Regions from separate parts of the Homo sapiens genome. Here region 2 is linked to region 1. A link is a loop called in an ENCODE intact Hi-C map of the cell type or tissue named here. Cell type or tissue: Calu3. All regions are shown on one strand. Each heading gives the region's core, and the rest is flanking DNA. Links, peaks and the distances in the headings are about the cores only.

Region 1 (2,917 bases), core at 91-2,590:
CGAAGAGCCTGAAAGGGAAGTGGTTCTTGCGAAAGAATGAGCTGAAGCAGGTGGCAGATGCTACCAGGCACCGTGTAGTTTTCAAAGGGGATCTTTTTCTGCCTCAGAGAGAAATTCTGGGGTTTGCACAGCAAGAAACCGATGACTCAATTTCCTTTGTGTCCCTGCTTTAATGGGAAGGTTGTAGGCGTTCTTTAGAATGGCAGGGTAGGTTGATACCTTCTACCTTAAATTTGAATCCCACTTTTCACTCACTTAGCAGGTTGAATTTTTTTTAAGTGTACCCCCCACAGCTGCCCAACTGGGTTTGCGAGGCAAGCCCAACTTGCCAGAGTAAACCGGAAGGGGTGCTTTCTAAAGTTTGTGGTTCTGGAGTCTGGCCAGGCATGGATACAGTCATTGTGCGTTCCAGATTTTCTGGGAGAGTCAGGATCTCAAATATGCAAACACTCTACCAATTGATGTCTAGTGCATATTTTGACTAAATGTTTATATATTTTTCCACAAATAAATACATGACTTAATGTAATTGAAAGTCAAACACTTTTTAAAAATGCTTTTTGCATAAAGAAATTCACATCTTTACAACTCCTTAACTAGGATGGTGTCAATTAAATTAATGTTTGATTCAGGACATGTGTACTTTGGAGGTAAGTATTTCATATTCCTCCCCTCTCCATTGCTCAATTGCCCCACTGGGTGACGTACCAAGATAAGCCACATGTTTGATTCTTGTTTGCTGGATGTGGACATATGCACATTGCAGGTATGCCTATAAGTACATGCCTGAAGGATCTATGTGTGTGGTGGGAATTGGTGATGCCAAAGAATGCTAAAGACTTTCATGCCCCTTAAAGGGGAAAATAACCACAACAAAACAAATTCCAATGTATCTTCTCCTGTCTTCTGCAGCACTGGGGGAGTCCCCTGATAACAGGGATCATGTCACATTCATTTTTGTGGGCCCAGATCCCAGTAATATTGACCCATAACTGTTGAACTGCAATGAATGTCTAGAATATAAAAGTCATGATATCTATATATATGGAAGCATGCTGTCAGTATGGGCTAAGGTGCAAATACATTTATGTGTAAGTGAGAACCATGGTGATGGCTGTGTTGCTCAGGACAGGGCTGACTTGGCTGGCTGACTGCCCACCACAGGCCTCATGTTTGGTCTACCCCAAACAGTGAGCTCACCCATCTGTTTGTTTGCGGCTTTGGTGGCTGCCTGCTGTGACCGCTGGGGACATCTGGCTAAAGACAGGGTTACTAGATAGTTGGGCTGAGAAGGGAGTGGGAGCCAGTGAGATGAGGACACCAACCCCAAATTTAAGCCTCAAAACAAAAACACTCCCCAGCAGCAGCCACCTTGGGGTTCTAGTTATTTTGGAGATACTGATACGAGGTTGAGATCCTTGGGTGAGAGGCCCACACTCCTCCAACCCCCATGTCTGCTTCTGGAAGGTGGTGGCAGAGGAGAGAAGTAGAAGTACTATATGGGAGATGCGGGAGATTCTTGCCTTCTCTGTCGGTCTCTTTGGGCAATTATCAAGCTGTCATCTGACCAGATACTACCATAGCTTCTTCGGGGGCAAATCCGTAGGGAATCCTGACATCCGACGGGGAGCCACTTTGGCAATGGCAAACGGTGTCTCCTCTCCACAGAGCTTGTGATGTCAGAAATTACCCATAACTGGGGCAGGTTTTGTCTTCCCAAAGATTGTCTGCCCAGCTAGACCTGAGAGACAGGGAGACAAACACAGAATGAGGGGGTGGGTCTTGTGGGGGTGGGGAACGATGGAAACTCACAGAGCCAGATCTCCCCGAGTTTGAGTTGCACTGGCTGCCTGGGTGTGTCCTCCTGAGGTAAGTGTCCCTGCGAAGTGCAAGTGTGGGCAGACAGATCTCAGGTGGGTGGGGAGGGACTGAGTCACCAAGGAGGTGATTTGCAAAACTCAGGTCCCAGAAACTTTCAGGTCTTCAGCTTTTAAAAGTAAAGGTTAATTGCAAAACTCCGGGGTTGAGGGAAGAGATTATTCACATAGACCAGTCATTTTGAGCATCTGCTGTTGTGGCATTGCAAGTCTCCTTCGCAGTGCCTGAAAGTTCATTTGTTTTTGAGAGCTCTTACGCTTTTTCTGTTTGCATCTTTGCACAAGTTCTATGTTTCTGAGAACCCTCACCACTATTAGTAATAATAGCAAACACTTACAGAGTGTTGACCATGTACCAGCGCCATTCTAATTGTTTCCTATATACTGCCTTGTTTAATCCAAACACTGACTTCATGAAGGTGGTGCTGTTATTATCTGTCTTTTACATATGAGGAAACTGAGGCACAGAGAATTTAAGTAGCTTGCCCAAGGCCATGCAGCTGATAAGTGATGGCGCTGGGATTCAAACTCACATCTGGCTACAGAGTTCATGCTCTTTGTCACTATGTTAGAGTGCTTCTCTTGGTATATTAAGATATCGAGGCACCCTAGAAATCCAGACGATTGTACCTGGAAGTACTGTAGTTGTTTTCAAAAACTTCATTTGGGAATCTAGTTGTGGGTGAGGTCATAACATCCACTGAGCTTTTAAACATGATGTCAGAGGAAGGGGTTAGAATTGCAAAAATGAAGGAGGAGGAAGTTGTAATGGAAACTTCTGCCAATGCATATTCTGAGTTGACTCATTCATTCTGATCTCTGAATAGAAGCTCTACTCTCTTCCATGTGATGGAAAGTTGAGGATAGGGTAGGGCTGAGAGGGATGTGAATTGAGTTGTTTGTTCATTAGGATAGGATAGGGCTGAAAGGGATGTGAATTGAGTTGTTTGTTCATTATCACTTCATTATTTGTCACCTGGATGAAAGGTAAAGGTGGCTGATTAGTGTTTCTCCATCAGCTAGAACTTTGACTGGGAAAT
Region 2 (2,917 bases), core at 234-2,733, 140 kb before region 1:
TACCATCTGGATCCCTCATTTTATGACCCTAGGCAAAGAGATCCTGTTCCAGGAAGGCTTCTAGGATGATTAGTACCCTTTCACCTTCTGCAGACCAGAATATGCAACAAGCACAGCGATCTTGGAGAGCTTGGAGAAGGTCATGGCTCTAAGTGTCCTGGAGAGGTAGACTGGCTTCAGGAATTGGTGATAAGCCTGAACTAGTTTTCCGGTGCTCTGTGTGCTATTGCTGGGGCCAAGAAGCAATATTAGATGAAGCAAACGGGGACACAGAATCTTACTTTTAGGAAAGTAGCATGAATTTTGTCCTTTCATACATGATACAATGCTATATTACGATTCCTCGCTGTAGCTCGGAATTGGTAGCTCCTCTACTTTAAGGTAAAGCTAAAATTTCTTAGCCCGAGGAACAAAATCCTTCATGATCTGGCCATGACTCTTTAATTATGTCCTTTGCTGTATCCACATCAACCCATCCATTGTTTGGACTCCCCCAAAATGACAGCTACTTGTATTTTAAGGTTCAGGTCAAGCATAACCTCTTCTTGGCTCTTGGATGGGTTTTGTTTGAGACAGAGTCTCCCTCTGTTGCCCAGACTGGAGTGCATGGCATGATCTTGGCTCGGTGCAACCTCCACCTCCCGGGGGGTTCAAGCGATTCTCCTGCCTCAGCCTCCCGAGTAGCTGAGACTGCAGGCGTACGCCAACATAACTGGCTAATTTTTTGGTATTTTTAGTAGAGATGGGTTTTCACCATGTTAGCCAGGCTGGTCTTGAACTCCTGACCTCAGGCAATCCGCCCACCTCAGCCTCCCAAAGTGCTGGGATTACAGGCATGAGCTACTGTGCCCAGCCTTGGATGAGTTTTTCTGGATTCTTCCAGGTTGGGTCAAGCAATCCTCTGCATACCTGTAATGCCTTGCTCACCTTTCTTGGAGTACTTCCTGCTTTGTTTAATCATGACCTTAATTATCACATTCACCATATTGTGAGCTTCCTGAGAACAGATCATGTTTCTTCTTCTCAGTATCTCCAGCACCCAGTACAGTGCCCAGCACGTGGTAATTCCTGAACTAGTGTTTGAATGGTATCGGCGGCATTTTTTGGAAATTAAAGTTAATGAGTAAGAAGGGCAGGGTAAGAGATTATCTTGGAGCTCCACTCCTAAAAGAAATCAGAATGTTAACACTGTTGAGCAACCCGTGGAGGAGAAGAGAGAAAGGCAATAAAATCTGCCCCCTGCCTGGGATTGCTGAATGCTGGCAATCTGACCACTTGTGACTCAGGTATTCCTAGGAATATAAAGCACTGTGAAAAAGAAAATTAAAGGGCAAGCGGACACCCAGGAAGAACTTGAATAAAAAATTACCATTAAACAAACACTAAGGGAGAGTTGTCTTCAGTAAGAAATAATGCCCTAAGAATGTGTTAGGGTTCAGAACAAATAAATCTAGATAAAGAAGAGATTGTATTAAAAGCAACCTGTTTTGTGAAGCTGAAATTAGGAAGGATGATTCATAGCCCTCCTGGGTTACAAAGTACAGTAGGTAAATCAATGGCATAGCAGCAAAGAATCTATAGCTTATTATGTGCTTTTGGCTCAAGGGAAAGAAAGGTATTTCATTCAGTACTATAGCATGTGCCCCACAAAGCCGTTTGGTTGATAGAATCAAAGAAAGTATCAATATATGGAATTCCTTCCAAGTTGCAATGGTACATATCAGTGACCTCTAGCAGCCTGAAGCTGTGTCCACCAGCACTGTTATGTTGGTTTCCCCCAAAAGGTCATGGTAACTTGCGGATATGCTGGTTTGCATAAGGACAGCTGCAACTAGAGTTATATGATATTGTTCCCAGCTCAGCCCCACCCTGTGCCAAGAGGATTAATGATGGAAAAAACCCGAAGGGTAAAGAACTAACTGACACTTGGTCATGTTTCTATGAAACTATGGTAAATAAGCATTGAAAAGAGGCACCATTTGGGACCCTGGGCCCTAGAGCAATGAGCTCAGAATCTAGATAGTATTCCAAGTTCTCATCACTACCTGTCTGTAGTAGACTAACAAGAAACTTTCCTGATTTTCTTGTTTGGTTTCGGGGTTCTTATGGGCCCATTTAAAAAAAATAAGCATGTTGTCCTTTCCTCTGCAAAGATCTCACTCAGCTAGGGTCAGACTCAGTGAAAGGCACTTGCTTCTGCAGAGGCTCATGCTGGAGATCAGAAAAGGGCAGTCAGGACCTCCAAGTGGCTGTGTTTTGAAGACCCTTGAAGTCAGTTTATTTCTCCAAACTAGTCAAGAGTCACTCTCTGGGGCTGGGCATGGTGGCTCACACCTGTAATCCCAGCACTTTGGGAGCCAAGGTGGGAGTTCGAGACCAGCCTAGGCAACATAGCGAGACTCTGCCTCAACCAAAAATAAATAAATAGATAATTAATAAATAAGTCACTCTCTGCCCGGCCTCTTGTATTCCCTCCTCCAGTATCATTTGACATACTTCCTACCCCAAACTGCCTCAATACACTGACAGGTCAGTAGGTGGCCAAGAGATCCCAAACTGATCGTTTTATCTTGGAATGACTCTGGGCTTTACTGTCAGAATCCTCCTAATTTACACCATTGCCATAAAAGTGCTTGTGATTTTCCTATGGTAATGTTGTGCACTAAATAATGCCAAGGGAATCCAACAGGTAACAGTGAGGACACTCTGGCCCCTGTCCTGATTTTCGGTATATACCATTGATTTGCAGATTAACTGTGATTCTCACACTCCCTCTGTAACCTTCTAAGCATGCAAACGTCAAGGAAGCTTAGTCCTCAGATCTGCCCATTATCCTGCATATGGTGGTTAAAAATACAAACCCCAGCCTTAAAACTACTGGATAATGGGTCAAGTTACTCAACCTCTCTCTATTTCT

The links. Hi-C counts contacts between places; a loop is a spot of excess contacts. Peaks named below come from ENCODE experiments on the same cell type or tissue, not always from the same donor. Only the 100,000 strongest peaks of a DNase experiment are listed, where the experiment ranks them.
Region 2: a loop joins it to region 1, with 5 times the contacts of the local background. A loop is called at or near these places in 28 of 110 quality-filtered maps.

What each region holds. Positions count from the first base shown.
Region 1 is chr11:35,144,279-35,147,195 of GRCh38, forward strand. The region is part of intron 1 of CD44 (CD44 molecule (IN blood group)); the gene reads left to right. Among named protein-coding and RNA genes, the nearest start is that of CD44, 6.6 kb to the left of the region's middle. RefSeq lists a silencer at 13-62 and an enhancer at 233-292. In Calu3, for the core only: no CTCF peak of the experiment used is centred there; DNase peaks (open chromatin) are centred at 1,183 and 1,903.
Region 2 is chr11:35,008,322-35,011,238 of GRCh38, forward strand. It overlaps LOC105376626 (a long non-coding RNA gene), which reads right to left. Exons shown (of 4, transcript XR_001748180.2): 4 at 1-2,917. Among named protein-coding and RNA genes, the nearest start is that of MIR1343, 68 kb to the left of the region's middle. In Calu3, for the core only: no CTCF peak of the experiment used is centred there; DNase peaks (open chromatin) are centred at 1,180 and 1,880.